Linked DNA regions of Mus musculus: regions 1 and 2 are each linked to region 3. Evidence: chromatin loops called from intact Hi-C (ENCODE). Cell type or tissue: left cerebral cortex. All regions are shown on one strand.

Evidence for each region. Hi-C counts contacts between places; a loop is a spot of excess contacts. Peaks named below come from ENCODE experiments on the same cell type or tissue, not always from the same donor. Only the 100,000 strongest peaks of a DNase experiment are listed, where the experiment ranks them.
Region 1: it touches region 3 in a loop (2.2-fold over the local background); 7 of 42 quality-filtered maps call a loop at or near these places.
Region 2: a loop joins it to region 3, with 2.7 times the contacts of the local background. A loop is called at or near these places in 7 of 42 quality-filtered maps.

What each region holds. Positions count from the first base shown.
Region 1 is chr7:4,115,136-4,123,135 of GRCm38, reverse strand. Ttyh1 (tweety family member 1) reads right to left here and starts at 3,606. Exons shown (of 14, transcript NM_021324.6): 1 at 3,356-3,606; 2 at 481-659. The coding sequence starts at 3,481. It overlaps 9430041J12Rik (RIKEN cDNA 9430041J12 gene), which reads left to right and starts at 2,408. Exons shown (of 9, transcript NR_033568.1): 1 at 2,408-3,225; 2 at 3,328-3,456. In left cerebral cortex, a CTCF peak has its summit at 3,659 (motif pointing left); DNase peaks (open chromatin) are centred at 2,366, 3,069, 3,574, 5,909 and 2 more places; H3K4me3 peaks cover 3,993 bases; H3K27ac peaks cover 5,649 bases.
Region 2 is chr7:4,087,669-4,095,668 of GRCm38, reverse strand. 9430041J12Rik (RIKEN cDNA 9430041J12 gene) reads left to right here. Exons shown (of 9, transcript NR_033568.1): 6 at 83-211. Among named protein-coding and RNA genes, the nearest start is that of Gm23741, 10 kb to the left of the region's middle. In left cerebral cortex, no CTCF peak of the experiment used is centred here; DNase peaks (open chromatin) are centred at 3,448, 7,402 and 7,874; H3K27ac peaks cover 1,504 bases.
Region 3 is chr7:4,022,657-4,030,656 of GRCm38, reverse strand. It overlaps Lair1 (leukocyte-associated Ig-like receptor 1), which reads left to right. Exons shown (of 8, transcript NM_001113474.1): 3 at 1,621-1,950. Among named protein-coding and RNA genes, the nearest start is that of Lair1, 37 kb to the left of the region's middle. In left cerebral cortex, CTCF peaks have their summits at 3,448 (motif pointing right) and 3,648 (motif pointing left); a DNase peak (open chromatin) is centred at 3,638.

The sequences.
Region 1 (8,000 bases), 92 kb before region 3:
CTTTCTGTGGCGTGTTCAGTGCCTGGCACAGAGTAGTTATGTTCAGTTGTTGAACTGATGAGTTGATGAGTGAGCGAATGAATGAGTTTGATCAGTGTTAACACTCATAGGGGACATCCAGGCACTGTGCACTCTCTAGTCTATTCTCACTGTAACTAGGGTATGCGTAGTGCCGCAAACCACGCGCTATAGATGGAGAAACTGAAGTCTAGAGAGTATCTCACGCCTCTAGATAGAACCGCGGGCCAATGAGAGAACCACTGAGATCTCCAAGCCTAGTAGGCTTTCTTTTCTCCTCCCAGGCAGGCTGCTTCACACCCCTCAAACCTCTCTATCCCCCACTCACAGGGCAGGCAGGCACTCTTAGTGCCTAGCGGTTCTCCCTCCTAACTCTGGGCTCATACCCCCAAGGTCTCTAGAAAAAGACAGCGAGTATAGGAATCTCTGTCCCCGCCCCCACCCACCCTGGGGCCCCATTACCAGCCCACGAGAAGGGCAGCAATGCAGCTCCAGGTGACGCAACCTCCTCCGGGTGGGGGACTCTTGGCCCCATGGGGTTCTGGAGGCCTGCAGCAGCAGAAGCGGATGAGGTAGACAGCGATGAAGATGAGGCTCAGGCCTAAACCAAGCCCAGCCAAGGCTGCCACCAGCAGCAGGGCCTGAGGAAGAGGTGTTGAGAAGCCTCAGAGGGCACTTCCATGTCCCAGACAAGAAGTTCCTTCTCAGCTGCATGGCAATTGAAATGAAACATGCCCCAAGGACTTGCTGCTGCTCTCTGAACTGTATGGGAATAAGGGGCAGGAAGGCCCCCGTGTCTGTATTTCGGGAGAACAGGAGAGGCAGCCTCCTTTACCCCTCTCTCCCTCCTGCTACTGAGCTCACACACCCACTGCAACTGAGTTTGTCACCCCAGGGCTGGGGATGGAAACAGGGATGCTGTGACAGCGTGTGTGTGTGTGTGTGTGTGTGTGTGTGTGTGTGTGTGTGTGTGTGAGAGAGAGAGAGAGAGAGAGAGAGAGAGAGAGAGAGTCAAGGCCCAGGGATGGAGATAGGGAAGGGAGACTGATGAGCAAAAGAGATGACGATGCAGACAGAAAGAGGCAGCCAAGGAAACAAGAGAGAGATATGGAGATAAGACACACAAAACATCAGAAGGATTAAATCAGAGATCGAGGAGAGAGACAGACAGAGATGAAGAGACAAAGAGGGGCATATACAGAACTATAGAAAAAGCAGACAGGGCGGAATGTGTAGCGAGACCCACAGGGTAGAGGAAAGGAAAGGTAGGCAGAAGGGATGTTTACAGCTCGAAACACCTTGTGGAACAGGGCGGCTCTGATCTAGGTGTGATAGTGCATGCCTGTAACCCCAGCATTCTGGCAGCTGAGGTGAGAAAACGGCCACACTTTCAGGCTAGACCAATCAATACACAAACTCCAGCCAGCCCCGACTAGAGAGTGAGGCCATGCTTCAGATAAACTATACTATAGTGGACTCTGCATATGGTAGGGTCTTTCAGAAGACCTGTGTCTCATGTCTTCTCATAGGCCCAGGGCTGGACACAGTTGTCCTAGAGTTACACAGCAGAGTAATGGAAGTGTGAGATCTAGAATCACAACCCTGCAGTCCCAGGGGCCACTGTCCTTAAACGGTGGCACAGCTGCCTGCCCTCCACATCATCTGTGTGCCCGACAAGTGTGTGCAGTGCAACGTTGATGTGGCCGTGAGTTTGCCTTCCATCAGATGAGGGCATATGGAGAGAGGATGAGGTATTTGTGTAGACCATGCTGCGTGTCTGTATGCAGCAGAATACTTGCGGGCATTAATGTTTTCTGAACACAGCTGCTTCAGTCAGTGAGTTGTGTTAAGTAGACTGAGTGAGTGTGTGTGTGTGTGAGCTTATGCTCATGTGAGATAGGGTAGCTGTGCATAATGTATGAGTGTGCCCGTGTGTGATGGTGCACACACGAGTGTGTTGTGTATATGTGACTGGTCATATGGTTGTTCAGGTCCTATCTCAGAGGCTCTCTTAGTTGGTCTTTCTGTGCTCACAATGGCCATTTCTATGAAGAATAATGTCCCAGGAATGCAACTGTGTGTGCCTCAGCTGTGACTGACTGATGAGTATCGGGTTGAGGGTTGAGTGAACTGCTCTGAGCGGCTGTGGTGGTACTGGGGACCCCAGGAGGGGATTCCTCGTGGCTGAGGGACTCTCCAGAGCCATAAGCCCCAAGAGTTGGGCTGGGAGTGGGTGGGCCGACCGGCTGGAGGCTGCGATTGTGTAAGTGGCTGTGGGCGAGGGGATGGCGGTGCTCATTTGGAGGGGAGAGGGGGCGGGTGGAGTAGGCAGGGAGGAGCCGCTCAGGCTGTGCCAGCCATGACCCAAATAGCAAGCACACCAGCACACGATCCCCCTCGCTGCTTTTCTGGGAACATCCCCCTCCCTCGAAGCTCTCCCAACCCTGTGCCCCTTTCCCAGAGGGCTGCCACAGAGGTTCAGACTTGAGGGGAGGGCAAGGCCAACTCCCAGCCCCCCACCAGGCCCCCAGCTCAGCCAAGCTTTTCTCCTCATTAATCTCAAAGTCAAGGACTTGAATTAAACTGGGTCAGGGGACAGCACCTCCGCCCCCCCCCCCCCACGAACCGCAGCTGGGCCTCTTTCCCTAGGGACCCCAGAGTCTGTGAGGGTCCACCACCAGCCTCACCCTCCTGGGACCCAGGCCTGTTGTCTTCCTTAGCCTGGAACCTAACCACATTTCTATCCCAACCCTCTCTGGCACCCTAACAACCCCTTCCCTCCTGGGACAGGCTGAAGGCACCTTGAATCCTCATCTTACCTCAGCTGGTTTCCCCAGTCCTGATCTCTGTTCCCTATTTGAGGATATCAATCCTTCCCAGACCTCGGCTGCCTCCCCTGCCTTCCCTCTCTCAGTCCTTTCTCTACCCCCACCCCCCCGCCAAAAAAAAATTTTTTTTTAATTTAATCTGGGACATATTTACTAGTCGGGATTCTGTGGGGGCGGGGTCCTTCTCGCCTGGGACCTCAAGAGCGGACCTTTCCTTAGATGACCCTAAAGACTGGCTTTCCAGGCAGGTCTCAGAAACCCAAATGCTGGGCCCCCATCTCCTCCCATTCAGGATTCTTGGAAGTCTAGGATCCCAGCTCTCCTTATCTGGGAAGAGAGGGGTCTGCACCCCCAGCGCACGTCCTAGGGGAACCTCAAGGTATGAGCGCTATACCTCTGATCTTGGACTTGTACTCACAAATGCAGGCCGGGTCCCCAGCCCCTAAGACGCCGGAACTCTGACCCAGCCTCCTGTTCCCAGGGGACCTGGCCCAGGTTTGCCATCCCACCTGCTGGTACTCTTGGTCGCGGGGAGCAAAGCCGCTGGGCACCGGGCGGAGCTGGAAGTCGGCGCGGGGCAGCTGGTGGAGGAGATGCACCCAGGCAGAGGGTCGGTAGCCCGGGGGTGCCCCCATGGCCCCGGGGAGGGGCAGCGGGGCGGACCGGGCCGGGAGCCTCGGTGCTGTGCGGGGCGCGGGCGGAGCGGGGTTTGCGGGGCTCCCGGGAGCAGGAGCCCGGAGGGCCGGGGGTGGAGATTGGGGAGGGGGGAGGCGAGGCAGCGCCTCAGTGCTGCCTCTGGCGGTCACCGGAGGCAATGCGGCGTGAGCAGTGGTCCCCGTTGCTCCGCCCTCTCCTGGGCTCCCACCTGCTGCCTGTGCAGGTGAAGGGTCTTTGCTCATGTCAGTGGTATGCAGGGGCTGTGCTTGCTGAGAACAAAATGGATTCGCCCGCCTTGTCCCTGTCTGTATAAGAGCCAGGATACTGGGATTTCTCTTTCAAGCACACAAGCTCTTTATCCTTATGTAAAACCTTCACCTTGGTGTAAAGGTCATTAGTATTTGAGCAGCAGTTAGCCAGGCGCGCCAATAAAAAATCCCTCACTTTTCCGTTTGTAAAGACAGCTTCTGCTTAGGTAAGAGTCTCCTTCTCCACGACACATTTTGTCATTACCTGTATATGGACACAGTTTCTAGACAGAAATCTTCCTGTGTGAGCAGACCCTTCCAGAAAGACCTACACATGCCGTGAGAACTGTTTGTATAAGAACTCCACCAACTTTGAATAGGATCCTAATTATCTATCTATATAGGGGCCCATCCCATTTGTGTATGGTGGCTTCCCACATGTTTGAGACCTTCTCCAAACTGCTTCATTCTCTAGAATGACCCCCACTACTTGCCACTCACGTAAAGTTTGCAAGTGATCTTCTAGCCAAAATATTTGTGTTGGGTCTCATGGGAAGCTGCTAAAGTCACACAGATAGATGATGGGAGGCAGGTATCCCTGGAGGGACCCTGGCCACCATGAAATCATCACTCAGACCTTTACTGTGTGACCTAACATTCCCAGGGTGCTGCTCAACTGTCCCTTTTGGTGTGTAGGAGGCCTAATTTTTGCCCCTAGAACGCCCAGTAGTGTTTCTGTCTGCCTAGGGGAGGGTATTGGATGGGAAGGAGTAAGAGTTGACCCCCCCATGCCATCCATGAATTTTAGTTGAGAATGGTAGAAAGGGCTAGCAAGAGAAGTAATGATGATTGTGTTTGTGATGACTGATGGTCCTGGTGATACCGATGGTAGTCATGGGGATGGCAGAGTTGTGATGGTGGTGGTGATAATGGTGATGGTCATGGTGGTGGTGATGGTGATACAGTTCCTGATGATGATGGTGGTGGTGAGAATGATGATGGTGAGCATGCAGATGATAAGATTTTCTTGGTGTTGATGATGGTAGCTGAAGAGACAGTGGTGATGAAGATGGTGGTGATGATAGTGATGCTAGTGATGGTAGTGATGGTGATAGTGATGGATAGTGATGTGATGATGGTGGAGATGATGATGGTAGTGATAATGATGAAAGTGGTAGTGATCATTGTGATGATGATGGTGATGATGGTGATCATGACCAGAATATTGGTGATGACAGTAATGATGCTGGCATGATAATGGCAATGATGATGTCAATGGTAATGACAATAACAAATAGAAGTAAGAAGTTGGATGGACTCATGTTCCCCACCATCCCAACCAAGTGGTCTGAATGGGGCTTGGAAAAGACAAAGACTCTGAGATGAGCAGCTGGAGGAGGCATTCTAACTGACTTTAAGTGAGTTCTGAATCTAAAGTCTTTATTTCCCCATCTATAAAACCGAGAGGATAAATATTTTATGTGTCAGTTTAAAAGACAAGTGAGAGCCAGAGAAGGTAAGCAGTAGCATCCCAACTCAGAATCAAAAGCTTTAATGAGAAATAGTAATCTGGGACAGATTCACAGACAGACACAGACACATGGACATAGGGACACAGACACACAGACACACAGACACACACACACACACACAGATGGGGGAGCGGGAGAGAGATGGGGGCGGGGAGAATTTGAACTGATTGCCTCTCTTTCCCTCCACTCCATTTGTCTCCGTCTGCCTCCTGAATGTGTGGTTTGGTTCCAGAAGGCAGCCCCCTTGGGGAATTGCTTCAGTCTGCATTGATTCAACTCAAGACACCTGTCCCATTACATTAGAGATGTGTGGTATGTCTGATACAGGTCTGTTAGTTTGACCTGCATCAGACATTATACCCTATTTATTTCTTTTGGATATGGAGATATGGTCCTTGTTGGTTTCTGGAGTCCCCAGCTGGGGACTTTATTCCCAAATAACCTCAGGGCCCATGGGCATTAATCCAAGCTGCGTGTGGGGAAGCTGGTTCTGGACACGTGGTTGATGCCATTTAGTCTCAGCCAGTGTTGCCATATGGGAAGAGGAACCCAGCCTTACCAGATGTTCCAAATTTCCAAACGAAGACTGAAATCTGAATATTTTTAAAGCAAAATCCCTCAGCTTTTAAATGTTAAAATGAATTCAAATAAAAAAAATGACTATGTGGGCCAAATAAAACCTGTCCGTGGGTTGGAGCTGGCTGGTCTGCAAGCTCTGGTCTATCCAGACACTGTGCCTCACTGGCATGCAAGGGGCAAGCAGAGGAAGAGGCGGGACATGGTGATGCTGAGCCAGAGAAATGTGAGAGAAGCTCTGGAGGGCCCCTTTTCTAGGGGACCCTCTTTCGCAGCCCTTCCTGACAGAAGGTGAGAGCAGGTCAGAAGCTGAGAGACTACTTAGACTATAGGAGCCTTACTGGTTAGCCAGGTAGGTGGAGGTTCCTGGAAATATTACCGCATTTTGCTTCCTATTCCTAGCACATAGTAGGTCCTCACTAAATGGAATCAGCTATGATTCATTGTCCTACATGCCTCATACACAATGCAGGTCTCTGCTCTGTTCCAGGCACTGCTTTGTGTCCTAAAAGCAAGCAACACAGCCTCCTATGGATAATAGCTCCCCATGTTTATATAGTAAGTAAGGCAAAGAAGAAATATAGTGTATGACTTTTGGAAAAAGGAAATATTTAAGTGAAGGTACCCCTGAGATGCCCACACATCTGTATTTACTGCAGCACTATGAACAATTGTCAAGTTACAGAATCAGACAGGGTATCCATCAACAGATGAATGGATTAAAAATAAGTGTTATGTATACACACAACAGAATTTTGTGCAGCAGTAAAGAATGAATCATTATTTGCAAGAAATTAGATGGAACTGGAGATCCTCGTGTTAAGTGACATAAGCCAGATTTATAAGGGCAAATATTGCATGTTTTCTGTCATATGTAGAACTAGATCATATTCATACATGTATATATGAATATGATCTATATATGATCTTTCTATATATAGAGAGATCTACTCTCTATATACATATATAGAGAGAGAGAGAATATTATGAAACAAATTGCAATGTACAATAAATAAATACTAATAACAATTAAAATAAGTAAATATTCTATTTGAATACGTAATGGGAAGAAATGATTGCTTCTGGATACAGAAGACACGTAAGATATGGCTCTCTTCATGTGTGAGGGTTACATTCAAGCATATACTCAAATAACTGACAGCTTGCACCTCACAGCTGAACTACCTAAAGTGAGTCCAGATGGTAGAGTTGCTAATTTTATGTGCTAAGATGACTGGGTTGGGGGATACATGGATTATTGGTACAGTAGCCAATATTTCTTTATTCACATTGGGTGTGTCTGAGGGCAGTTGTTAGAGATTAGATTTCAATTCATCACTCAGATGCAAGATTCTTTTTTTTTTTTTTTTTTTTTTTGGTTTTTCAAGACAAGGTTTCTCTGTGTAGCCCTGGCTGTCCTGGAACTCACTCTGTAGACCAGGGTGGCCTTGAACTCAGAAATCTAATCTGCCCGCCTCTGCCTCCCGAGTGCTGGGATTAAAGGCATGCGTCACCACGCCTGGCCAGATGCAAGATTTTTGCCTCTCCCCCATCTATTGAGGGTTAGAAAAGGTTCACACTCTATTCTATACCTGTAACATCCTCTTCTTCTGGTGCAGGACACTTGAACACCCGATTCTCTAGCCTTCAGACTCAAAGGGAAGTCAACTTCTTCCTTCTCTGGGTCTTTTTAGCTTTCATGGTTGTTTACACCAATTCTCATCATAAATTTAATTCAATCTATATTTGTATCTGTGTGTCTGTCCATGTGCATGTATATATGTATGTATGCATGTATGCATGTATATATCTATCTGTCTGTCTGTCTGTCTGTGGTGCATTGAATAGGAAATGCCTGCTCCCTCCCCACCAGACTCAGGGACTTAAACACTTGGTCCCCAGTTAGTAAGAGCTGTATGGAACCTATAGGAGGAGGTACCTTGCTTGAGGAAGTACATCACTAGGGATGGGCTTTGAGAGTTTTAGCCTCATGACACTTTCAGGTTGTTTCCTCTGTTTCATGCTTGCAGTTGAAATGTAATCTCTCAGCTTTCAGCTCCAGTCTTCTGCTATCATGACCCTGCCCCCACCCCAAACATTACAGCTTCTCCCTTTAGAATCCTAAACTTAAATAAAAAGTT
Region 2 (8,000 bases), 65 kb before region 3:
GTCTCAGAACTGACTATGGTAATTCTACAATGTTGTCTAATTGTCTGTTATTTTCTTTTTAATCCTCACTCCTGCACTGGAGAACCTGTTGACTGGCTGAATGGGCTTGGTCAGCCATAAACAGGACATCTCTATCACACTCATTCTCCAAGGCCAAAGGGATCATCATCATGCAGAAGGAGAGAGGCTGATTCTGAGAGCCAGAGGCCAGGTAGGATGCAAGCTAAACAGTGTCTTCTGGATACAACAGGACTGATGTATTTTTTAAATTTAACTTTTTGCTTATTCTCTTTACATCTCGATCACTACTCCCTCCCAGTCCTCCCTCCCACAATTCTTCCCCATCCCCTTTCCCTTTCTCTTCTGAGTGGGTGGGGCACTTCAAGTCACTCTGAGGCTAGGTGCTTCCTCTCTTACTGAGGCCAGACAAGTCAGCCCAGCTAGAAGAACATATTCCACATGCAGACAACAGCTTTTGGGATAGCCCCAGTTCTAGTTGTTTGGGACCTACATGTAGACCAAACCACACATCTGCTACATATGTGCAGGAGGCCTAGGTCCAGCCCATGTATGTTCTTTGGTTGGTGGTTCAGACTCTGAGAGCTTCAAGGAGGGCATAAAATATAGAACTGCAGTATTTTATGAACTAAACAGGAGCTGTTGATGCCTGTACAAAATCATGCATTTGACAATCCAGCATGGTGGTGGGAAGGACTCACTAGTCCCCCTAATTAGCTGAGGAACTGTTGCTTCTGTTACTGATGTTACTGATGGCTTCTGGGAGAAGGAGAGTCAGTTTTCTTTAGAGGCATGGCCCCTAGTAAGTCCACTAAGCTCCAGTGTATGACCCTATACAGATGAGTGTATGAGTAGCAGAAATTGTGCTTTGAGGATTATTAAAATAAAAAAAACAAACAAAAAACCCAAGAGGACTCAAAGTAAGAAAGGGTGAAGGATGGATCTGAGAGGAGTTAGGGGAGGTGGGTATGATCAAAGAACATTGCATGAAAGGATGAGATTCTCAAATAATTAATAAAAATGCTATATTATAAAACCATTCGGGGTAAGCTGCTATTGGAAGAGCTCAAGCAGGATATGAGTAGATAGTCATTGTCAAATTCTTTTAACCATTATGTTTGAAAAATTTGCATATTGAATTGTTGAAGAGCTCAACCTTCTCACCCACAGGACTGTCAGTCACTTATTTACAGAAAAGAAATCCTCCTTGGGCACCTGGCAGCAAGTGTGTGGGAAGGCAGGAGGTACAGGAGGGTTTATTTAAGGCATCACCTTGGATGGTATGCACAGGGACAGATCATGGTTGCCATCTTTGGCTCTGAGCATGGAAGTTCTTTTCCTTTTCTTTTTTTGGAAAAAGTTTCCATCCATCTGGGGCTTGTTGGGGACTCTTGCTTTACCTTCTTTTATGGAAGCCAAAGTACTTGCTTGCCCAGTGTTACCCTATTGAGTCAGTTCCGTACTCCACCTATCTCACGGTTCTATGTGCGGCTTCTCTGGGGAAAGGTAAGACAGAGATACAAAGAATGATGGTGTACCTAGTTGCCCATTCTCCTTTCTTTCCTTCCCTCCCTTTCTCTTCCCTCCCTCTCCCCTTTTCCTTTCTTCCTTTCTCCTCTCCTCTCTTCTTCAATTTTTTCATTCCCTTGTCCTTGAGGCAGAGTCTCTTGATCTCATGGAGTTTAGGCTGACCTTGAACTCTGACCTCCTACTTTCACCTCTGTAGTGCTGGGATTGCCTGCACTACATCTGCTGGGATTGCCTGCACTACATCTGGTTTACCTGACACTGGGGATGAAAACCAGTGTTTTGTGCATATTTGGCAAAGACTTTAACATTTGAGTTATACCTCCAGTCCTAAACAGGAGCATCTTTCACACTGGTCCAAATTTGGAGCAATAGTCTGTCTCTACCTTGCTTCCTCTGAGTCATTTTGAGGAGGGATGATAAGGGATGGGATATGGTAGCAGGTCTCATTCTGTAGCACAGGCTGTCTCTGAAATTCTGGCAATTCATCTACCAACCCTCCTGAGTGTTGGAATTATCTACAGGCATAAACTGCCAAGCCTGGCCTCAGAGCTTGATTCTCTACCCTTTACTTAGATTTCATGAACTGCCTAACATCTTTGCAATCATGTTTTATTCCCATCCAGACAGGGTCTCATGTAGCTCAGGCTGGCTTCAAACTAATTAAAATGTCTTTGAAGTCTGAGTTCTTCTGCATCGACCTACCAAATGCTAAGATTCCATAAAAAAAAATGGACTACCACATCAGCCTTTAGAAAATTCTTGTTTCTTCAGATAATTTAATTACATTTATTTTGTGTGTGTGTGTGTGCAAGAGGAGAAGGCATACATGTCTCAGAGCATAAATGTAAAGGTCAAAGGTCAAATTCTCTACTTCTACCATATAGGTCCCAGGGAATGAACTCAGGTTGTCAGGCTTGGAGGCAAGCATCATACTCAATGAGCCATCTTGCCAACCTGAAACTGGCCTTGCTATACTGCCTAACTTATTTGCAATTACTATGTGTATATGTGTATCTGAATATATATATATGTGTACCATGTGTGTGCAGGAGTCTGTAGAGACCAGAAAAAGGGTGTTAGATCTCCTGGAACTGGAGTTACAGATGTTGTGTATAATGAGTACACACTCTGGGTCCTCTTCAAGAGTAGTAAGTGCTCTTGACTGCTGAGCCATCTTTCTGGCTCCCAGTTATCTAATTTAAAGAACACAAGCCAACTGCTCTTACTACGTTCACAGAATTGGGCAGCTTTTGCCACAATCAACATCTGGATATTTTAATCATCCAAGAAGGAAAACTTAAAACTGTTAGCACTAATTTCTTATTTCTCTCTTCCCTTAACCTTCTTCACCCATCCTGGCCCATGGCAACTCTTATAAAGGAAAACATTTAATTGGGGCTGGCTTACAGGTTCAGAGGATTAGTCCATTATCTTCATGGTGGGAAACATGGCAGAGTGCAGGCAGGCATAGTGCTGGAGAAAGAGCTGAGAGGTACTCTCAAGAGTACCTCTTGAGCTGAAGACAGAAGAAGAGATTGTGTGCCACACTGGGCACAAGATATAAAAGGCCACCCCCACAGGGACACTCTTCCTCCAACCAGATCATGCCTACTCCAACAAAGCCACAACTCCTAATAGTGCCTCTCTCTAAGCTTGGCCAAGAATTCAAACACGTGAGCTTAAGGGGGCCATACCTATTCCAACCACCACACAGACCTACTCTGGAAACGTAGCTGAGAACATCCTGATCCATGGGCAGCAGACAAAGAGAGAATCGCTGGGCAGGTGTGGGCCTTTGAAGCTCCAAAGCCCCTCCCACATCACACCTCAGTAACAAGACAACACATCCTAGTCCTTTCCAAACAGTTCTAACTGGGCACCAAGCAGTCAAACCTATAAGCCTGTGGGGGCTATTCTCACTTCTCACTAGAATTACCACAGTGGGAAAGTATGTTTGGCATTTAGATCCACATGGCTAGTAGAGAACTCTCACCAGTTGTATTTTTACCTCCACAAGTGTGGCATACACACACACACACACACACACACACACACAAACACACAAACTAAATACACCTAAATCTTAAAAAATAGAGCCAGGTAAAATAGTGGCTGGACAGAGGCTGGAAGATCTCTGTGTATGAGGACAGTCTGTTCTACATAGTGAATTTTTAGACCATCAGAGCTATATAATGAGACCTTACATAAAAATATTAAAATGAAAAAAGAAAGAAAGAAAGAAAAATGCTTTTTCTTTGCACCAGGAGCTGAATTAGGAAGCTTTATTTTTGCATCCATCATTTCTGAGCACAGGGCACAGCTGATTGAGGAGCAAGGGAAAAAAGAAATGTCAGGAATTAAGCCGGATATGAAGAATTTAGCCCTCCCTAGGATACTGGATGGGGGTTAAATGTTCTTAGATAAAGTTCACTGAAGATGACTAATTACTTCCATATCAGATCTTTCAGCCGGCCTACCACAATGTTTCCCCCCAGGTACCAGCAATTTAGTTGCTTGACTGAAAGCTGTCTAGACGTTTCCCCTTTGCCTAAATTCTATCAGGAGGTTCCTGGGAGCAGAACGGGCGACTACCCCAGGGAGGACAGTGACAAATCTGGATCCGAATCATGAGCTTAGTTACCAAGTTAAGCATCTAGCAGGTCTGTGGGTGACACCGCTGCTGTGTCTGAAGGCTCACTGGAGTAGATAGCCACTCCCTGGGGGCATCATGTGAGCTGCTAATCAAGCATCTGCTTCCTCAGCCATTATTCTAACTGTGGTGAGTGCTTTAAATACCCTGCGGCTGCTAAGAGAGCCAGGGATCGATCGAGCCACTGACACCTGGGACAGACGTCAAATCTGACAGGCTCCCCAAGGTACTTTGTTTCTACTGTTGGGACCACAATTATCATTGTGACTGCCATGCCAACAGCATCTCTGATTTGAGTAACTTTCCTTAAGCCTTGACAGCTTTAGAGAGCCCTTAGATGATCTTGCCAGTAACTGCTCCAGATAACTTTATCAGTGACCACTCCTGTCCGTCCCTTCACAGCTGTGTTACTCTGGTTGGGAAGGAACAGTACCAACCGGTGACAGCTAGTGTGTAGTCTCGACTGGCTATAAGCAGGGTTTCTCTCACTATTCACAGAGAAGGCTGGGAGACTTCCCTGGCTGTGGTTTGAATGAAAAAAACAAAACAAAACAAAAACAAACGCTCCCTGCCACATAGCCTCATGTAGTTGAACATTTGAACATTTACCCCCAATTGGTGGTACTCTTTGAAAAGGTTATGGAACCTTCAGGAAGTAGAACATTGCTGGAGGAAGTATATCACCATGGATGGGCTTTGAGGGTTTATAGCCTCATCCCACTTCCTGATCTCTCTCTGTCTCTGTCTCTCTAGCTCTCTGTCTCTGTCTGTCTCTGTTTCTCTGTCTGTCTCCCTCTGTCACTCTCTCACTTTCTCTCTGTCTCTGTCTCTTCCTCTCTCTCAGTGACTGCCTGTTTCTGTCTCAGTCTGTATGTCTGTCTGCCTCCTGTGTGCAGATGAAAATGTGACTAGCTCACTTTCTACTCTTGCTACCCTATCTAGCCTTACATGTTTCCATTGTTTTCCTGATATGAGGGACTTGATTCCTCAGGAATCCTAAGTCAAAATAAACCCCTTTCTTCCTTAATTTGCTTTTGTCAGGGCATTTTATAACAACAACTAACTAACTAGCACACCCCTTTTCTGCATTCCGTCATTCATGTTCATATAGTGTGGGCCACAGTAAAACCTGTTAATGATTGCATTGCTTAGTTATTGTCTCTATAGTTCGTAAAGTGAGTTGGGTTAGTAACACAAAGAGCACAAGACATCTATGGATGCCAGACCCTGGCACACTCAGCAGGCTTGCAGAAGTCAGAGAAGCACTCAGCAGGCTTGCAGAAGTCAGAGAAGGCATAGCTATAAGCCCCTACTACTGAGCATTCAGAGAGCCTCAGAGAGTTCCTTTCTCCAGCCGCCGAGTGCTGCTGAGAGGTGTCCTGATTAAGGACATCAGAGGGACCCGATGCTAAAAGAGCTGCTTCATGACTTCCATCTCAGTTGAACAAAATGACCCTTAGCCAAGTGAAATAATGAGAGTTCACTGGGAAGGCCAGATGCACCCTCCTCTACTGTCACCCATCTTGGTGTCCTCATTTCTGTTTTAAAAACCCACTGAGTCCCATTGGTGCCATCCCTATACTCTTGGCTATGTGGCTATCTACTGATGTGAAGTCAGCCTACAGGGGACCACACCCTTGAAGAACATTGACTCTCCTTCTCTCAGCAGCTATCAATTGTCAATAGATCCTTGGCTGGGGCTGGGATTTTTGTGCTCACCTTCCTGCCCCATGCTGGGATCTTATCCGACTTGAGTTTGTACCGGTCTTGTGCATGCTGTAACAAGCACTGAGTTCATACGTGCATCTGTCCTGTTGATTTGGAAAACACTGTTTCCTTGTGGTCATCCACCTCATCTGGCTCTTAAAATCTTTCTGCCCCATCTTAGGGCTGAGCACGCCATAGTCTCTTCTTCTCTGAACTTTGACAAGTTGTGGGTCTCCATGACCCCATCTTCTAGAGAAAGAAGCTTCTCTGAGGGTTGAGAGATGCACTAATCTATGGATATAATGATAAGTCATAATATAATATAATATAATATAATATAATATAATATAATATATCTGTTTAATACTATATCCATTTAGCAGACTAATAGTAGTAGGTTCTCCACTATGGCCTATGACCTTTCTAATTATAGGTTCTTGATGAGAGTTTTTTGAAACAGCCATGCTGTTTTTCAGTGGGCAAATGGCTAAACTGTGGCACATAATAGAATACTATCTGGCAATAAAAATGAAAGAGCTCCATTTTTTTTTAAAGCTAAATTGTCATGGCACCAAGCTATCTCCTAGCACCAAAACTCCTGCTCTAAGCCTGAGTCAGAGAAGCTTTTCTTTGCAGTGAATGGCAGTGAATGCAGAGACTCATGGCTGTTCGACGTGACTGTTGAGTGTGCAGCCCTAAAATAGGATATTCACATTGTTCCCCTTGTAGCCTGGGGAACATTGAAGAAAAGGGGGTAGGAAGAATGTAAGAGCTAGAAGATAGGGAGAAGATAGCTGTGAAATGCTTTCTCCCTAGCAGGACCCAGCCGTTGTAATCATGATCTCCCAACAGTTGTGGTCACCTGCACTGGGCCTTGCACAAGATTGGGCCAGTTATCAGTCAGTTATGGATAGAGCAGTTGCTTGTGATGTTCCACCTTTCTGTGCTGAACTACTGGATACTGACAGATTGGCGGGTTAGGTGTATCATTGCCTTTAGTTTTGCACCCACTGGTGAGTCTGTCAGGCTCCAATGAATAGTTTTAAACTCATGGTCCCACAGATGGCCCTAATTAAACTTAGTGGGCCACAAAACAAAGCAAAAGAACATGAATATGAGGAAAAGACTTGTGCTGAATGGGGAAGGGAAATAAAAGGTGTGGCTCAGTGGTAGAGCCCCTGCCTAGAATCCATCAGTGAGAATATAGGGGCATGGCTCAGTGGTAGAGTCCTTGATATCATATGTAAAGAGCTAGGTTTAATTCTAAGAACCAAATAAAAAGGGCGGGGGGAGTCATTCAACTTTTGGGGACTTCTGAGGGTGGCGGAGCTCTCCTCGGCCTCTTGAGGCTTGATGTTTCAGGAACATCCCTCTGCCTCTGAGTTGTGATCATGTCTCTAGTTATTGCCTACTGCCTGGGTTTGGAACCATGCTATTATTGCTTTGGACTCCACGACTGCATGGTAATCACCCAGCAGATCTAGTGTCTATAATTACTCCGCTGGCTGTGGGAGTTCCTGGTACAATGAGCCAGCTGGGCTGCAATTCCTCATCTGATCCCAGTGACTGTACATAGTTACAATCTGGTGTCTAAAACCCTGTCATCATTACCCGCCCTGTATAGCAATTTATTTTACTTATTAATAATGGCATTGAAGCTCCTATGTTTATGTTCCTCTTTTGGATGCTTCTAATGCTATCTTTTTCTTACACATGAGAGAAGTTAAGATATCTTATCACCTGGCAAAATAATATTGCAGACACTAGCCTCTGCAGATACACAATGGGAGTATTATAGACTCACCATGCACAGATCTGTGAGGTGTGTACTGTACAACTCAGAGGTTACTATGCCACATATGTGAGGTGCTCCTTGAGAGCCCCATCCCCATCATAGGCATTCAGAAGTCAACTCAATGCAGAGCCATGAGAAGGAAGGGGTGGGTGGCTGCTGAGGAAGATGGATGAGACTGTTTCAGGGTTGCTGCAATGACAGACCTCTGTGTGAGTAGTTCCGCTTTATAAAGGAAGTCTAGGAAAAAGAGACTCACCACTGGAGGTGTCTTCAACTTGGGACAGTTTGTGATACTTGCTC
Region 3 (8,000 bases):
TCTGAGAGACTGTCAAGGCCCTTCCTTTAAGAGTCTTTGTTGAGAAGTCTTGTGGAATTCCAATAGGCCTGCCTTCATGTGTTACTTGGCCTTTTCCTGTGCAGCTTTTAATATTATTCTTTGTTCTGTGTTTAGTTTTTTGATTATTATTATTTTATCCAGAAGCCTTTATTTATGTTTTATCCCAGAGGCTTCACTTGTTTATCCCAGAGTCTTTTCTGGACCTGTGAACTAGGCATCATGCACCTTAATTTTTCAAAATTATTTTTAATTAAAATATAATTGCATAATATTCCCCATCTCTATAACCTTAACCCCTTTTATATTCCTCCTTTTTATTATCCCTCTCAAATCCATGGCCGCCTTCTTTATTATTCACACACACACACACTCACACAACGTGCTGTTTAATGCTTAGTGTAGTTTATTTGTATGTGCTTTTAGAGATTACTAAATCATATTGGATAGCCAATTAAGGGCTCATCTCTGGGGGAAAACTAATTTTACTCTCTTAGCAGTCATTAAATACATTAAATACTCTTTATCTAGAATTGGCACCCTGTAAGATCCTTCAGCTAAGCTCAGATATCAACTGATGTTTTTGTTCAGGGCATGTTTAAGTAGCCATACTTTTGATGTATCATGTGTGTAGTTTCCATGTTATATCAATGTTTGCTTCTCCTTGTCCCTGTTTGCTATGTGCAAGGAATTTACTCTTGTCTCTTGGATCTCAGTGGAAGTATTCCTTCTTTGTCATCCAAGGGAGTGCATCTCTGATCTCACCTGTCTCTTGAGAGTTATATGCTCATCTCCTTACATTAGTTGCAGCCTTGCTGCCATTATATTGGACAATTCTTTTCTCAACATCAATTTTCCCTCCCATACTTTCCCTTCAAATGGAAGAAATTGTGTTCTTATATAAGTCAAACCACGGAATCATAGAAAGCATCTCTAGAAGATATTAAACATGGTAAAAGAATGAGTCAAGGGAGGAGAGCAGACTAGAGAATGTTGGTCTAAAGGCACATAATATCATTTGCTCATAAATAATGACAGGAGGCATATTGTGCAGTAGCAACTATACATTTGTAAGCTTGGAAACTGATAAGGGCAGGGGCGGTAAATATTCACAAAAAGGTAAATTCACATGCTTTAAATTTGTCTCTTGATATATGTATGTATATGTATATATGTGTATATACATATATGATTTTATGGGGGTGCTCCTACATCTAGGTAGTTTGAAGCAGGTAGGATTTTTAGCTCCAATAACAGAATGGAAAGAAGGTGGAGATAAAGGTAGAGAACACAGAGGTCCCTGAAGTAAGCGGGGGGGGGGGGGGGGAGCAGTGGGCTCTGCAGCAGACATGTCAAGACTGTTGTTCTGAGATTGCCTTGGATCAATCTTTACCAGACTCAACATGTGGTCAATAAGGTCCTTATTGCCATATGATGGGTATTAATGTGCACAGAAAGTGGAGATATTATAATGCTGGAGTTTGATCGTGTCTAGAGAACTCTAAATTTGGTAAGAAAATGGATTGGTGCACCTAAATTGGTTTTCTGTTATGGCACTGTCCTCACTGTGTATATTAAGATTCCTGCTCTCCTCTCTTCTAGGTTCTCTGCCTGATATTACCATCTTCCCTAATTCAAGTCTTATGATCTCCCAAGGGACTTTTGTAACTGTTGTGTGCTCATACTCTGATAAACACGACTTGTATAACATGGTCCGCCTGGAGAAGGACGGCAGCACCTTTATGGAAAAGAGCACTGAGCCTTATAAAACAGAGGATGAATTTGAGATTGGGCCAGTGAATGAAACCATTACTGGACATTATAGCTGTATCTATTCGAAGGGGATTACCTGGTCCGAACGTAGTAAGACGCTGGAGCTAAAGGTGATCAAAGAAAATGTCATCCAGACTCCTGCCCCAGGTCCAACCTCAGGTTTGTTCTTACAACCCTGGATTCTACCCATAGTTGTGATTCCTTGCCTCCATCGCCTTTGTTATTTCTTAACCCCAAGGTTCCTTTCCCCAACCCCACTCATCACATGTCCCCCTTAATCTAACACTTCAGATTCTCTGGAACTTTACTCTTACTAGACACCATGAATGGCTTGGATACAGCTACAGTCTGAGGGGTAGAGTACAGAGCTGTCGCTTCTTACTGGGTAGCAACTGAGCCTCAGCAGTGGTAGGGGCAGTCTGCTCTCAAGGTGATTTACGTCTTTTTACTGGTTACAGTAAACTCTCCTGTCCTTCTACCAAGTCAGAGCCCGTCGTGGCTGCAGGAAATAATCTCCTGTAGGGAGGTGTCATCTCACTAGACAGGTAATGTGGTTCAAGGATGGCTTGTGGGCAGGCCTGGGTCGTTGTTCTGGGGGTGCTTTGGTACGAAATGGTCAGGCTCCAGAATGTCCCGGAGTCAGGTCCAGGGAGAAGCTTTAGTCTACTTCCCATTGTCTTCCAGGTCTTCCCAGGAGTTGCTTAGTACTGATTCTGTGAGGCCATGCAGAGCAAATGAGGAAAGAACAGAGGAAGGGTCACCTCACCCCCACTCCCCCCCCCCCCCAGCAGGAGGTATTGAGGAGGGACTCTGTCGGGTTTCTTGTTTTCCATGCCCTGCCCTTTCAGGTGTTTCTCATAATTTGTGACTGAGTGATTGGCAGTTCACTCATTTTGGATGAATACTTAGGATGGAGAAGAGGTCTACATAGCTGCTCTCATAAGCTCTCAATCCTTCACCCTGCCTCTTTGATGGTGTAGTAGTTTGTTAGAGCTTATATGCTGGGTTGATGTCACAACCAGCCTTTTGCTTAACTTTGGAACGAGGCATCAGGATGTCATTAATACTATTTTTTGTTGTTATTTTGTTTCATTATTTTGTTTTTAAGACCGGGTTTCTCTATGTAATGCTGGCTGACCTTAACTTGCCACATAGACCAGGCTAACCTTGAACTTACAGAGATCCTCCTGCTCATGCCTTCTGAGTTCTGGGATTAAAGGAGTATGCCAGCATGCCCATGCCCAGAGATCCTACTTTTTTTTTTTTTTTAAGGAGGAACATCAATATGAACTAACCAGTACCCCTAGAACTCCTTGGAACTGTAACATCAATCAAAGAAAACACATGGTGAAACTTGTGGCTCTAGCTATATATGTAGCAGAGGATGGCCTATTTGGTTATCAATGAGAGGAGAGGCCCTTGGTTCTGTGAAATCTGTATGCTCCAGTATAGGGGAATGCCAGGAATGGGAATGGGTATGTTGGGGAGCAGGGGGAGGGGAGAGGGGATAGGGAATTTTCAGAGGGGAAACTAGGAAAGGGGATAACATTTGAAATGTAAATAAAGAAAATATCTAATTAAAAAAAAGATTTATTCTGTTTACACTGTCTGTGTGCATGCCAGAAGAGGGCACCAGATCTAATTATATATGGTTGTGAGCCTCCATGTGGTTGCTGGGCTTCTGGAAAAGTAGTCAGTGCTCTCAACCTCTGAGACATCTCTCCAGCCTCCTTCTATATTAAATATGAAGAAAATTAACTTTTGGTCAAAGACACCAAGTTCTGAAGACTCTGGGAAGAAGCAGAAGCAGTCTTCACAGCGACAGCCAGACCACTGCACAGCTGTATGCTACCCCCTTGTGGTATGTGTCTCATTGTACACATTGTGTGAGCAAGATCATTAGGGCTCAACCTGAGCCAGTTTCGTCTCTGTGACAAAGAAGAGAACTTTCTCAGTGTCTGTGCAGACACAATGGGAAGAATCCCTGAGATGAAAGGGGCATGAGAAGGGTGTGGCCTGTGAACAGTCAATCTGCGGTGCTGTGTGATGTGAATAAGCTTTTCTCACTCCTCCTGTCCCAGGCTGTTGGGCTGTATTACTCCCTAGGTGTTGCTGCACTTTGGCCACAACTCTCTCAGGAGGAGATGTAGTCCTGAGTCTTCTATGCTCATTCTGATCTAGGCCATGATAGTGTAAAGCTAAGATCCTAGCTCAGGCAGGTTGATGGTGGTCAGAAACACACGGTGTGGGGAAAGTAGAGGGGACCAAGATAATGAATGCTGTTTCGTTCAGAGCCTATTGTGTGCCATTTTGGTGGGACATGCCATGATGTGTTTCCCAGCTGAACAGATCTGGGTCACCATCCTATCTTTGAATTTATTAATAAATATCCTCTCATTTGAAATGCATTAGTCTGAAAGTGAGTTGAAGCAGACACTTTTGGAGAGGGAAGAGAAATGCTCCCGCCCTTCTGAGCATTAATGGAGAGATGGGGCAAACCAAAGAAACACATTAAAATTTCAGATCTAAAACTAAATTTATATTAAATTATATAAATTTATATGACTTATATAAACACATAAGCAATATTATTGGTGTAACAGTATAATGTATCTTTTTAAATTACATGTTATAATTTATTTTTTAATTGGTTATTTTATTTATTTATATTTCAAATGTTGTCCCCTTTCCCAGTTCCCCCTCCGCAAATCCCCCATCCCATTCTCCCTCCCCTTTGACTCTAAGAGAGTGCTCACCCACCCACCCACCCACTCTTGCCTCACCCCTCTATAATCCCCTTACATTATGGCAACAAGCCTCCACAGGACCAAGGGCCTACCTCCCACGGAGGCAGATAAGGCAATACTCTGCTACATATGTAGCTGGAGTCATGAACCCGTCCATGTATACTCTTTGGTTGGTAGTTTAATCCCTGGATACTCTTGGGGGTCTGGTTAGCTGATATTGTTCTTCCTATGGGGTTGTAATCCCCTTCAGCTCCTTTAGTCCTTCTCCTCACTCTTCCCTTGGGGTCTCCAGGCTCTGTCTGATGATTGGCTGTGAGTATCTGCATGTGTCTTAGTCAGATGCTGGCAAAAACTCTGAGTCATCCTAGGGTCTTGTCTGGGAGCACTTCTTGGCATCAGCAATAGTGTCTGGGCTTGGTGTCTGCAGGTGGGATGGACTCAAAGGTGGAGCAGTCACTGGATGGACTTTCCTTCATATTTTGTCCCTGCATTTCCTTTACCCAAAACAATTCTGGGTTAAAAATTTTGAAATGAGTACATGGTCCTATTCCTCAACTGGGGGCCATGCCTATCTACTGGAGTTAGTTTCTTCAGATTCTATTTCCTCCTTGTTGGGTATTTCAGCTAATGCCATTCCTGTTGGGTCCTGGGAACCTTTCACTTTCCTGGCATCTGGGATTTTTTAGTGGTCCCCCCTCCTTCTTCCCTACCCTGCACTGCAATGTATTTCTATTCATTCACTTGAGCCTCTGGACTTCTCTCTTGTCTCTTCCTATACCTGATCCTGCCCCCTTTTCCCTTCCCATCTTCTCTCCCTCTCAGGTCTCTTCCTTCTTCTTCTTCCTGTGGTTATTTGTTCCCCCTTCTAAGTAGGATTGAAGCATACACACTTTGGTCTTTATTCTTGTAAAACTTGATATGATTTGTGAGTTGTATTGTGAGTATTCTGACATTTTGGGCTAATATCCACTTATCAGTGAGTGTCCATGTGTGTCCTTTTGAGTCTGGGTTAGTTCACTCAAGATGATATCTTCTACTTCTATCCATTTTCCTGCAAAATTCATGAAGTCATCATTTTTTAATAGCTGTGTAGTACACCATTGTATAAACATACTGCATTCTCTGTATCCATTCTTCTGTTGAGGGACATCTGAGTTGTTTCCAGCTTCTGACTAGTATAAAAAAGGTTGCTATGAACATAATGGAGCATGTGTCCTTGTTATATGTTGGAGCATCTTTTGGGTATATGCCCAGTAGTAGTATACCTGGGTCTTCAGATCAAATTATTTCCAATTTTCTGAGGAACTGCCAGATTGATTTCCAAAGTGCTTGTACAAGTTTGCAATCTCACCAGCAACGGATTAGTGTTCCTCTTTCTCCACATCCTCGCCAGTATCTGCTGTCACCTGAATTTTTGATCTTAGCCATTCTGACTGATGTGAGGCAGAATCTCAGAGTCTTTTTGATTTGCATTTCCCTGATGACTAAGGATGTTGAACATTTCTTTATGTGCTTCTCAGCCATTCAAGTTTTCTCAATTGAGAATTCTCTGATTAGCTCTGTTCCCCAGTTTTGTTTTTTTTTTATCCTTCTTTTTTTTTTTTTTTCATATTCTCTAGGTTTTTTTTTTTCCATTTTTTATTAGGTATTTAACTCATTTACATTTCCAATGCTATACCAAAAGTCCCCCATATCCACCCACCCCCACTCCCCTGCCCACCCACTCCCCCTTTTTGGCCCTGGTATTCCCCTGTACTGGGGCATATAAAGTTTGCAAGTCCAATGGGCCTCTCTTTCCAGTGATGGCCGACTAGGCCATCTTTTGATACATATGCAGCTAGAGTCAAGAGCTCCGGGGTACTGGTTAGCTCATAATGTTGTTCCACCTATAGGGTTGCAGATCCCTTTAGCTCCTTGGCTACTTTCTCTAGCTCCTCCATTGGGAGCCCTATGATCCATCCATTAGCTGACTGTGAGCATCCACTTCTGTGTTTGCTGGGCCCCGGCATAGTCTCACAAGAGACAGCTACATCTGCGTCCTTTCAATAAAATCTTGCTAGTGTATGCAATGGTGTCAGCGTTTGGATGCTGATTATGGGGTGGATCCCTGGCTATGGCAGTCTCTACATGGTCCATCCTTTCATCTCAGCTCCAAACTCCGTCTCTGTAACTCCTTCCATGGGTGTTTTGTTCCCAAATCTAAGGAGGGGCATAGTGTCCACACTTCAGTCTTCATTCTCCTTGAGTTTCATGTGTTTAGCAAATTATATCTTATATCTTGGGTATCCTAGGTTTGGGGCTAATATCCACTTATCAGTGAATACATATTGTGTGAGTTTCTTTGTGAATGTGTTACCTCACTCAGGATGATGCCCTCCAGGTCCATCCATTTGGCTAGGAATTTCATAAATTCATTCTTTTTAATAGCTGAGTAGTACTCCATTGTGTAGATGTACCACATTTTCTGTATCCATTCCTCTGTTGAGGGGCATCTAGGTTCTTTCCAGCTTCTGGCTATTATAAATAAGGCTGCTATGAACATAGTGGAGCATGTGTCCTTCTTACCTGTTGGGGCATCTTCTGGATATATGCCCAGGAGAGGTATTGCTGGATCCTCCGGTAGTACTATGTCCAGTTTTCTGAGGAACCGCCAGACTGATTTCCAGAGTGGTTGTACAAGCCTGCACTCCCACCAACAATGGAGGAGTGTTCCTCGTTCTCCACATCCTCGCCAGCATCTGCTGTCACCTGAATTTTTGATCTTAGCCATTCTGACTGGTGTGAGGTGGAATCTCAGGGTTGTTTTGATTTGCATTTCCCTGATGATTAAGGATGTTGAACATTTTTTCAAGTGCTTCTCTGCCATTCGGTATTCCTCAGGTGAGAATTCTTTGTTCAGTTCTGAGCCCCATTTTTTAATGGGGTTATTTGATTTTCTGAAGTCCACCTTCTTGAGTTCTTTATATATGTTGGATATTAGTCCCCTATCTGATTTAGGATAGGTAAAGATCCTTTCCCAATCTGTTGGTGGTCTTTTTGTCTTATTGACAGTGTCTTTTGCCTTGCAGAAACTTTGGAGTTTCATTAGGTCCCATTTGTCGATTCTCGATCTTACAGCACAAGCCATTGCTGTTCTGTTCAGGAATTTTTCCCCTGTGCCCATATCTTCAAGGCTTTTCCCCACTTTCTCCTCTATAAGTTTCAGTGTCTCTGGTTTTATGTGAAGTTCCTTGATCCACTTAGATTTGACCTTAGTACAAGGAGATAAGTATGGATCGATTCGCATTCTTCTACACGATAACAACCAGTTGTGCCAGCACCAATTGTTGAAAATGCTGTCTTTCTTCCACTGGATGGTTTTAGCTCCCTTGTCGAAGATCAAGTGACCATAGGTGTGTGGGTTCATTTCTGGATCTTCAATTCTATTCCATTGGTCTACTTGTCTGTCTCTATACCAGTACC